Regions from separate parts of the Homo sapiens genome. Here region 1 is linked to region 2. The links are chromatin contacts, found by Hi-C or POLR2A ChIA-PET in ENCODE. All regions are on one chromosome and are shown on one strand. Each heading gives the region's core, a stretch centred on a gene start or an enhancer-like site at or near the end of the contact. The rest is flanking DNA. Distances are from core to core; before and after follow the strand shown.

Region 1 (5,280 bases), core at 149-2,648, 170 kb after region 2:
AATGATCTGCAAATTCTATATATTCTGTCAATTCAGGATTCCCTTCTAAGGCATCACTTGACTGGCAAGAAGCAGCCTCACACCTTTAAAGATGGAGAATTTACCACCTATCATGGGAACTCATTTCTAGTGACAGAGAGCTTTAAACTGATAGTAATAGTTTTGTAAACCCAGCCCAAATTTCTCCTCCTGAAATTCCCTCTCCCTAAGTTTTCAATCTACTCTCTGAATCACACAAAACAAGACTTCTTATTCCTTTCAGATATTTGGAAATAGTGATTCTGTCCCTAATTCTGATATTCTTCCAAGCTAAACAATAACAGACTCTCCTTGGGAGAAGAAAGGAAAGAGAATATTGCTCACCGATAAGATGATGTGGAACTTCTCGATCGACTTCTTGAGTGACTATAGGAGACAGACCTTGTTCTGTGTCTTGATTTGGTTTCAGATTTACTTCGAGATCTACTTGGACTCCTGGACTGGCTATCATCATCCCGACTAGGCGTCTGCTCATCACTTGAACTCTCCTGATTTCTTGGTCTACGGTTTAAGCGTGCTGTCTTTCTTACTTCATCAAAGAGAGACCCAGGCCGAACTTTATTTTTGCTTTTAATTTCTATTCTCAAGCCTTGTGGTTTCATTTCAGGCACAGTGGTCAACACCTTAACTTCCACAGCACTGGATGTGGCAGCATTAGGTGCTGCCAGGTTCCCCACACCTTGCAGGGGCTTCCATTTCTTATCAATGAGGTTGATCTGGCTCTTCTCAGCCACCTCCTTCTTCCCGGTACTTTCTCCAGCACTAGCCAAGCTAGCAGAGCTGCTGTCCTGTTTCCCCACTTCACCCAACACTTTACTTTCGGACATGCTGCTTTCCTGTTTTACTACCTCTGCTTGAGGATGTTCCGTTGCCATATCCTGCTTCAAAACAATGTTTATATCTGGGGTATCAAGCCGTGCATTTCCTAGAGGGGAAGTCTCCTCTACTTTTGCTGGGGAACTCCTATCAGGAGTGCAGATCTCCATGTTGTCATCTGTTTGAAGCACATCTTCCACTCCATTGGGAACACTTTCTTCAACGTGCTGAATGTTTTGTAAACAGGCCACATTTTCCTCAGTATTTAAAGCTGTGGGAGAAATACTGAGTTTACTATCATCTTTAGTAAACTGATCAAGATCTGATGAAACAGTCACTGTATCATGTTTACCTGAAAGGTCCTCTTCACTGGATTTCTCAGTTTTTAGAATATTATCTTTTATGGTTTCATTGTTTTCAGAAACTTTTTTCTCTTTTGATTCCTGAGTAACTTGCTTGTCATCAATCTCCTCCTCCTCCTCTTCACCAAATTCTAGTGGAGGCTGCCAGTGAAATGCTTGCTTTCGTTTTGGAGCCTTATGCTTTTTGTCTTTTTTCCCTTTCAATTTCTCTTTCACTTTTTTGGTGTGTTCTCTTTTAAGATTTTCCTTTGACCCATGTTTGTGCTTTTGTGGCTTTCCCCTATTGTTTTCCGAATTGGAACAGGACCCCTCAGAGTCAGAAGTTGATGTGCGCTGTTTGCTTGATTTCCAAGCACCATTATCATCAGGCAGTGAAGTATTTGTGGACGACTTGGTTGTGGGTTTGACTTTGATGTGAATTTCACTAACCTCTGATTCAGAATCGGATGTGGCCTCACCTTCTTCCTTGTCAGAGGATGGATGGGAGTCATTTTTACTGTTTTTAGTGACATCTCGTTCTGAATTTGACTCAGAGTCCCATTTACTACCAGCATAATTCTTCCTTTTGGGCTTACTGCCATTTCTAAGGTGATCAGAAAGATTCTCTTTCAAAGTTCTTTTTTTTGAATGAGGGCATTCCCGTTCAGACTTGGATTTTTCTTCACCTCTGTTTTTTTCTTGTTTATTATGTGTTCTTTCCATTTGGCCCTGCTTCTCTTTTTCCTGGGCTGACTGTGTGGCCTGAACACTTGACTGCTCACTGTCTGAAGAATAATCTAAAGATGATCTGCTCTCGCTATACTTTCTCACACATGAAGACCTGTCTCTACCTTTGACATATTTACTGTGAAGTGTCTTTTCAGAGCTGCTGCTATGCTTTTTATGTGAAACGCTATTTTTTTTCCCACTGGATCTAAGTCTCCTCTTAGCTCGCCTTCCATCATCACTGCTAATAGAAGTATATGAAGATGATCTACTACACTGTGAATGATCACTGTATTTATTTCGTGAATGAGATCTAGATGATGGAGACCTAGACCTTGAATGTGAACTAGCTAGACTACGTGATCTTGTATATGATCTGGAATAAGATCTACTCCTAGAAGATCTGCTCCTTGACCTTGGTGAGCTTTCTGAACTTCTATCACTGTATTTTGAATAAGTGCTCTGATCACTTTCCGAATTTTTTTCTCTTTTATGGTAGGATGATGAGCTACCAGTCTCTTTAATATTTGCTAAACTGTAAGTGCTTTGGATGGGTAGCAAATGGGTTGTTTTAGCTTTCATTTCCTGAATTCGCTCATAAGAGGGCTTCCAAGGTTTCTGTCCAGGCTTCCATCTTGAAGGGGGGGGACTGTCACTCAGTGGTATTACAGGAATATTTTCTGCTACAACTGGTTGTACTACTACATTTTCATTTTGTGCCATGGTTGCTCTTAAAGGTTCTGTTTTAACTGGTTTATTTTCACTTAACTGAGAAGCTGTTTTTCTTGGTGATTTTGATGCTCTCTTTCGGTGCCCAGACTTGGAACTAGATCTGGACTTTGATCTACTTCGAGAATGTGATGAGGACTTTGACGCAGTCCTTGATCTTGAGCTTCCTCTAGAATAAGACTGTGAGTGAGATTTTGATCTGTATGAGTCTCTGCTGGAATGGGTTAAAGAGCTCTGGACATCCTTATCAGATTTAGACCAGTCTCTCTTTGATGAGTGATGAGATGACAATGAGGAAGAACGAGAACTCCTTTCTCTATCACAAGAGGATTTCATTCTTCGAGTGGAAGATTTTGAGGATTCTATGTCAGACGGTATAAGAATCCTTCTCTTCTTTGTTTGTTTGTGTCTTCTGCAGTGTTTCTGCTTTTTCCCTTTCTTTTTATGCTTAACCTTTTTTTCTTTTCTGCGTTTTTTATGGTGGCCAGAGTGTCTTGCTGTACTAAGGTCTGAATAATATCCATTATAGGACCATGATCTGGATCTCTGAGACAAGCTTCTTTCATCCCATCGGCTTGAACAGGGGTCACTTAACCTATAGAAAGGACATAATATTCATGCGGTGATTTATAAGCATGTTTTCTACACCTTAAGACACAGCTTTGTTAACAACAAAGTTCTTGACCCCATTAACACTTTAAGCACACGCAGGAAGCGTGAATCAGAGTTATAGGCCTGGTCTTGTTATACTTTCAGAGACACACACTAAGAACTACTAACAAATTCACTTACAAAAGGATTTTTTTTTTAAGCTAAGCAAAGAACCTTACATTTGTTAGGAAAATGTTTTTGAAAAGCAAACCAACTAATCACAAGAACACTGCTGAACTCAAATCACAAGAGTTCCTGGCTGTTATCTGCTCACAACCCTCTGCCTCTAGGACAGTTTTTGAGGGTGAGTCAAACCAAGGTCTCAAACAATTTGTTGATTTTCTGAAGATGCAGGATAGCTGCTTGAAACTAGCATGAAGCTTGTTTTTTCTCCACCTCAGACAGGTAATCCAGATTTCCCCTAAGACTGTAAACTACTTAAAACAGAAATTGAGGAAAAAGTACACAAAAACAGATACAGGTTACAATCTGAGTGTTAATGTCAAGGCTCAGAACTGAAAGTCCTCAGCACCACTGTGTCTGAGCCGCTTCTACACAGCAGATGCATTCCTTTTCCTCCTTTTCACAATTCCAAACCACTCTGCAGGATGTCCCCAGAGAAAAAGAGAATACTACCATGGAAGATTACACAGGGTCCCATTAGTATATTTTTCACTAGCTATTCTGGGGCCTATCCCCTTCCTAAAATAAATATTCAACTGTGGGACATCACTGAAGGTAAGAGATGTGTACACTTCTAAAAAAGCAAGTCTCTGCGATCAACAGTCAACATGAACACCGAGTGCAGGTTTTCCTATTTACCAATGAACTCATCAGTGACCTGGCTGGCTAGGAAAGAATCTGCTATATAATTTCTAAGTCCTAATTATTTTTTTTTTTTTTTGAGACGGAGTCTCGCTCTGTCACCCAGGCTGGAGTGCAGTGGCACGATCTCAGCTCACTGCAAGCTCCACCTCCCGGGTTCACACCATTCTCCTGCCTCAGCCTCTCTAAGTAGCTGGGACTACAGGCACCCGCCACCACGCCCGGCTAATTTTTTGTATTTTTAGTAGAGATGGGGTTTCACTGTGGTCCCAATCTCCTGACCTCGTGATCCGCCTGCCTCGGCCTCCCAAAGTGCTGGGATGACAAGCGTGAGCCACCACGCCCGGCCTCTAAGTCCTAATTATTTCTAAAATTGACTAAGAGGTCATTAAAAGACACAGGCTTATAGTTTTTGTTAAGGAAAACAGGATTTTGATTTAAAAGCCCAACTAGTTAACAGTACTACTTTCATCAAGTAGTCCCAAATGTATTTCCTTTGGTCACAGTCTGACTGTGAATCTTTCACTGAATCTTTAATGAAAAGTCCAGAATTGTATCCAATCCCTTTAACATTTAAAATATAACAGACACAGGATTGTGCTTATACTCAAAGTTCTTACTTATCTCCTTTACTCCATTTTTCTCCACTAGGTGGTCTATATGCTCTTAATCTCTGCATTTCCTCTTTCCAGTGAGGAGGAGTTTCACTGCTGTCATCATCATCTGACTCAGAACAGGATCTTGATCTTGGAGGTGTGTGATAGCGCTTTAAAAACAAAAACAATAGTATTTTAAAAAATGCCTCTCCACGACAGTCTGCTATGTGACAGAGTTAAGTAAAAGACCCAATCTCAGATCATCCCATCAAAGGTAATGATTGAAGTTACCAAAAGGATGGTCTAAAGTTCTTTTTTTTTTTTTTTTTTTTTAGTTTTTAACTTTTATTTTAGGTTCAGGTGAAGTTATTTCAAACAAGGCATTAAAAGAGATGGGCAAGGCTGAGATTCACCTGTAATCCACATAAAATTTTCCTTTTTAAAGTCTTAATGATTTCTCAGCATACTCACTGATGGTTTCACATGTTCCTCCTTTCATACTCAATTAAACCCATTCAAACACAGCAGTATACTTTGATCTAACAGCAATACCTTCC
Region 2 (5,076 bases), core at 417-2,916:
GCCCCCCAATCCTAAAGAGATTAAAAGTCTAGCACCTTTCAAACATCTGAATAGGAAACATTTGTCATCTATTGTCTCTAAAGGCAGCCACTACAAGACTTCAAAAGAACCTTGGTCTCCACAATCTTTTATCTTAACTTGAACATTCCCTTTCTGTTGATCCCAGGTCTTCAGACAAACTCAACCAATTATCAACCAGAAAATGTTTAAATTTACCTATAGCCTGGAAGCCCCCTCCCCTCTCGCCTTTGAGTTGTCCCCCGTTTCTGGACCAAACCAATGTATTTCTTAAATGTATTTGATTGATGTCTCATGCCTCTCTAAAATGTATAAAACCAAGTGTGCCTGGACCACCTTGGGCACATGTTCTCAGGACCTCCTGAGGGCTGTGTCAGGGGCCACGGTCACTCACATTTGGTTCAGAATAAATCTCTTCAAATATCTTAGAGTTTGACTTTTTTCGTTGACCCACCAATTGGCCGGATTATTACTCATTATTTACTTGACAAACACATTAGGAGCCCTGTCCCCGGAAGCTCGCTGTCACGAGGGGCCTCTGACATCTCCTTCTTGAGAGAAAGGTCGCCTGGCCTGGGTGAGGTCGTAGTTCCCGCGACCCCGTGCTTGCAAGTACTGGCTGCCTCCTACTATAGTGTAAGCTCCAGGAAGGATCCCGCGGGGGACCTGACAGCTCACGGTCCTGGCCGACAACCGCCCTGGGAGCGGAATGGATGGAGCCCGCAGTCGTCCCGGCGCACTGGGCAAGCTCTGCTCCCACTGTGGCAGGCCAGATCTCCATTAGCAACCAGAGCAGCTCTCACCAACGCCTCACTGTCATTCTGATGCATGTATAAGTTAAACATTGGAGAAACTGGTGCCTTAGGAGAAAGGCTAGAATGTAAAGACAAGTCCATTAGGATCCCGCCTGAGCTTTTTCAACCCCTAGAGTTTAATTAAAATAATGGAGTTGTTCTTGCACACCTTGTACCAGGACCCACTTTAGATTATTTCCAAGGCTCTGAAGCAATTGTCTAGACACCTGACCCTATTACCGTTAAAGATTGGCTTGAGTGAAACACTTTGGCTTTCGACTTGTAAATGCACTGAATGTATTTAAGCACTAGAAAAACTTGTATTAATAATTTTGAGTTGGTCTGGTGAGTTACTCCGACCTTCTCCCTGTAACCTGTTGCAGAAATAAACTCCGTTCTTTCCCAGTCTGTCTGCATCTCGTTACTGAACGGCGAGAACAAGCAGTCGGACCCGGGTGGGTCGGGGAACACAACCTCACCCGCAGCCGAAACCCCTCACCCGCATCCCTTCCCGGCCCGTGAGGCGTCCGCAGGCGGCGGCGCTCGGGACACGGCGTTCGCGGTGCTCGCCTCCGCTGCCCGAGGGGAAAAGGGCAGGAGAAATCTGAGGAGTCCTTGGGCCAGGAGCCAAAGCCCCTCAAGTGCCCGGGCGCGAACCCCAGGCGCCGAGCTCTCACGTCTGTCTCCGCCAGTACGCTAGAGCCGGGGTAGTGGGCCAGCACTCACCGGCCCAGCCAATCCAGGACCCGCTCTGCACTGCCCCACCCGCCGCGCACACGCACGCGTCCTTTTGCGGCCGCTGGCCTCTGATTGGCTGGGACGGCTGTGGGTGGGGAGAAGCCGGGAGGACTGGGTGCGCCTGCAGGGATCGGAAGCCGGTTGGGGTGTGAGAGGTTTTCTCGCTCTAGGTAAGCGAAACAAGCCGGGGGACTGCGAGCCAGGGACTCGGGCCGCGGGGCGGGAAGAAGTGGGGCAGCGCTTGGCCAGGCCGAAAGGACTTTGGGGGTGGGGGCTGGGAGTCCGTGTCTCGAATGAGGGAGGAGAGGTGGAGTTGCCGGGGCTCAGGCCCGGCCTCGAGCATGGGCGGATGAGAGGAGTCGGGAGCCGAGGCCTAGGGTCCTTCGGGTGAGGGGAGACGGAGCCAGCGAGGAGATGGAGCAGAAGCTTGTGGAGTGAGTTGCCGAGCGGGGAAGACTCGCTGATGGGGTGGTAATGAGAGACGGGGGCCAGGAGGGTGTTGACTGGGCCCGACGGCGGGGAGCGAGGAGCGGGAGCTTCCCCGGAGCTTGGAACATTCTGAAGAGCGGGCTAAGCGGCAGGCGAGGCGGGATAGGAGAGCGAGCGCTCCGGTCACGGAGTCACGACAAGGTCACAGGAAGAGAGGCGGCGAGGAAGGTCGGGAGGTTGAGGGGAGGGCGTACTAGCAGAGGACCTTCCAGTCCTGGTCTTGCTTTTCTCCCCGACCTGGTGTTTCCTCCACCCTGGGAAAGTGATAAGGCCTAGGGTCCTGTGTAGTGCTTCTGTGACCGAATTAAATTTTTCTCCTGCCGAGTCGGCGGGTTAGAGATTACAAAGCACAGCGTAAGGGCAGAATTAGGAGCAGCCGACATGATGCAGCAGTGATATTCGCCTTTGTCTTAAATTCCCGGAGTGGGAAGCAGCTATTTCCCTCTTCGGAGTAATCCCCACGACAGGGATCCCTGCTTCCGGAAGTACAAAGGCACTTTGGAGTAAGACAGGTTTGGATGGAAAGTTCTAACAGGTTGAAGCGGTGACAACCTGGTCATGAAGCTCCAGCATGACACACATATTTGGAGTCCTGTATACTAGGAGTTCTCTTTGTGCACCAGAGTCACTTGAAGGGGCTTCTTAAAGATTCCTTGAGCTCTGCCCCAGACCACCTGAATCCGGATCTCCATGCTGGGGCCTTGGCAGCCATTTTAAACAAGCTGATGGGCGACTGATGCAAAATCAGTTTGAAGCCAGCGTTGCTTTAGATAGTAATTCCCGTGACAAAATGACTGTGAAGAAAGATCCTTCATTCAACCTGTTACGTCTCCTGATGCTGGACGGCTCATCTTCCCTTAATGCCTCTTTAGGTTCCCTGTGGAAAGGTCTTCAGTCGTGTCTTACTAAGCGTACAGAATTAATTTGTGCTCTCCAAACTGACTTTAAATATCTGGTTACTGGTGCCTTTTTTAGCGTCTATTCAACTTTCTGACAGAAATCTGGGACAACTACTGTGGGTGGATGAGAAAACGATAATGAAGGAAAGTCTGGCAGTGGTGTAGTGAAAAAAGTCTTTTCAAATCACAATTGAAATTGTTAGATGAGTTAAGTCACTGAAGAAGATTCCGTTTACCTTAGGCATGATTTTTTTATATATATCATTCAAAGAGAACAACGTGGGCTTCTGTTGAGTAATGGATTCTTAAATTTTCTAATCAGAATTCTTATCTGCCAATTTAATCTAATTTACATCAGCAGCGTAAGATTGATGCTTTGGCAATATATCGTCAATCAAAAGAACCCAGGACTCTCTATCAGAAGAGCTGGATTCTAATCCTACCCCACCAGACATGTATTCCTTGTACTGAGCAATTCGTATAACCCTCTCACAACCCTTTCCCCACCTGTAAAATAAGGCTATTGGCTTGGATTATTCATCTGATTTGTTACTCTCAAATTATATGATTAGAACTTATTGTTCCTGATACTTAACCAGTTTTCAATTCAGGTGGCTATAAACCATGAATACTTTGGAAACTTCTACGTGGTAATTAGACAGTTATCAAAATTTTGTATTCAGAGAGTATTTTAGATATGTACTATATGGGAATTATAATATTTTGACTACAGAATAACAAATAACTGATATGTGTTGGATTTTTAAATATTAATCCTTACTAATTTTATTCTGAAATGTACACATAAGGTATTCTGGAATCACAGACAGATTATCATCTGTCGTTTCAAGCAAATAATGACCATTTTGTTCCCCACACCCTGATGCTTACCGCAGGGGCTACTTTCTGAAACCCAGGTCAAATGCCCTATCCATACAAGCTTCAGAGTCTGTATCATAGATGAAGAACGGAGAAATAGGTTTTCTTCTGTTCTTGATTTATATACAGGAAAGAGACAACTAACCCCCTCCCTCCTGAAAGGAGAAAAAAAAAAAAACCTTTTGCTCCATTGACCTGTTGGAGAATTAGAGTCAGCCAGATGTGAGATAATTATAAGAAAAACTACCAACTTTCTTGCTATTTTTAAAAAACGATTTATGTCCTGTTTTTGTTTGTTTGTTGGGTCCCTCAGCAAGGGTCTTGCCTGTTGCCCCGGCTGGAGTGCAGTGGCTGGATCATGGCTCACCGCAACCTCCACTTTCCAGGCTCAAGCAGCCCTCCTGCCTCAGCCTCCTGAGGAGCTGGGACTACAGGTGTGCACCACCATGCCCGGCTACCAACTTTCTTGCTTTTAAAGACAATTCCCAAATGATTTTTTAGTTTAGAAATGATTCAGGCAAAAAAGGGGAAAACATGCTTTTATATCTGCAGAAGTTTTTAGTTTTTAAAAGTGGATTATGGTATATAATAGTTTTGTCCCCTGTGTTGCAAGGAACTAAGACCTCAGGTTATTTCTCTTTTCATAGGTACAATATAAGAAACATAAAAGAAATAAGCACTTAGGTACATACAGTTAGGCATTTTTCTTACTGATTAAACTCTACAAATCTGTATGATTGTTATTTTTTTGTACTCAATATTACTGAATAACCTAAGAATGCTTTCAGTTGTTGAGAAATGTAACTTTTAAATGTATTCAAGAAACATTTGTAGTGTACATATTATATATAGGGTATTGCACCAGGCAGTGGAGTTGGATACAAGCAGAGCAGGTATTGGTCCCTGACTTGAAGGATTCTAGCAAAAGAAACAGACAAACTGGTGCTTATAAGGGTTATAAGGAAAGTACAAGGTCCTATGGGACTGCATAACCAAAGCACTTACGAACTTAAAGAGACAAAAATTTCTGAGAGGAGGTCAATTAAGATGTGAACCTGAGTCCAGTATGGTGGCACCCAGTGGCAGTGTGAACTGTGAGGAGTTCGCCGAGTTCCAGGAATTACTCAAGGTGATGTGGACAGTTGATACAGACTAGTACATTAATTAAACACTACAGTTCCAACAGCTTCCTTTGCAGGGAAGATTGATGCCAGCCAAACCTGTAAACAACTTTGAGTCTTTGATGGCAGCTCATGCCA

Evidence for each region. Hi-C counts contacts between places; a loop is a spot of excess contacts on that map. ChIA-PET counts read pairs that join two places held with the same protein, here RNA polymerase II (POLR2A). Pooled maps may share reads with other maps.
Region 1: a loop to region 2 is called in a pooled map, with 12 times the contacts of the local background. The contact joins the enhancer-like site here to the promoter of HIGD1A in region 2. A Hi-C loop is called at or near these places in 10 of 50 pooled maps. POLR2A ChIA-PET finds 5 or more read pairs at or near these places in 3 of 52 experiments (OCI-LY7, T-cell and WTC11).

Annotation. Positions count from the first base shown.
Region 1 is chr3:42,634,834-42,640,113 of GRCh38, reverse strand. NKTR (natural killer cell triggering receptor) reads right to left here. Exons shown (of 17, transcript NM_005385.4): 12 at 4,748-4,893; 13 at 364-3,246. All of the region lies in intron 1 of ZBTB47-AS1 (ZBTB47 and NKTR antisense RNA 1), which reads left to right. Among named protein-coding and RNA genes, the nearest start is that of ZBTB47, 16 kb to the left of the region's middle. RefSeq lists enhancers at 1,502-1,581, 1,792-2,021. Within about 2 kb of position 1,398, at least 4 of the 41 ENCODE cell types and tissues checked have a DNase peak (open chromatin) inside an H3K27ac peak, as active enhancers do.
Region 2 is chr3:42,801,080-42,806,155 of GRCh38, reverse strand. HIGD1A (HIG1 hypoxia inducible domain family member 1A) reads left to right here and starts at 1,666. Exons shown (of 4, transcript NM_014056.4): 1 at 1,666-1,720. It also overlaps the pseudogene MIX23P4. RefSeq lists an enhancer at 1-629 and a silencer at 1,491-1,710.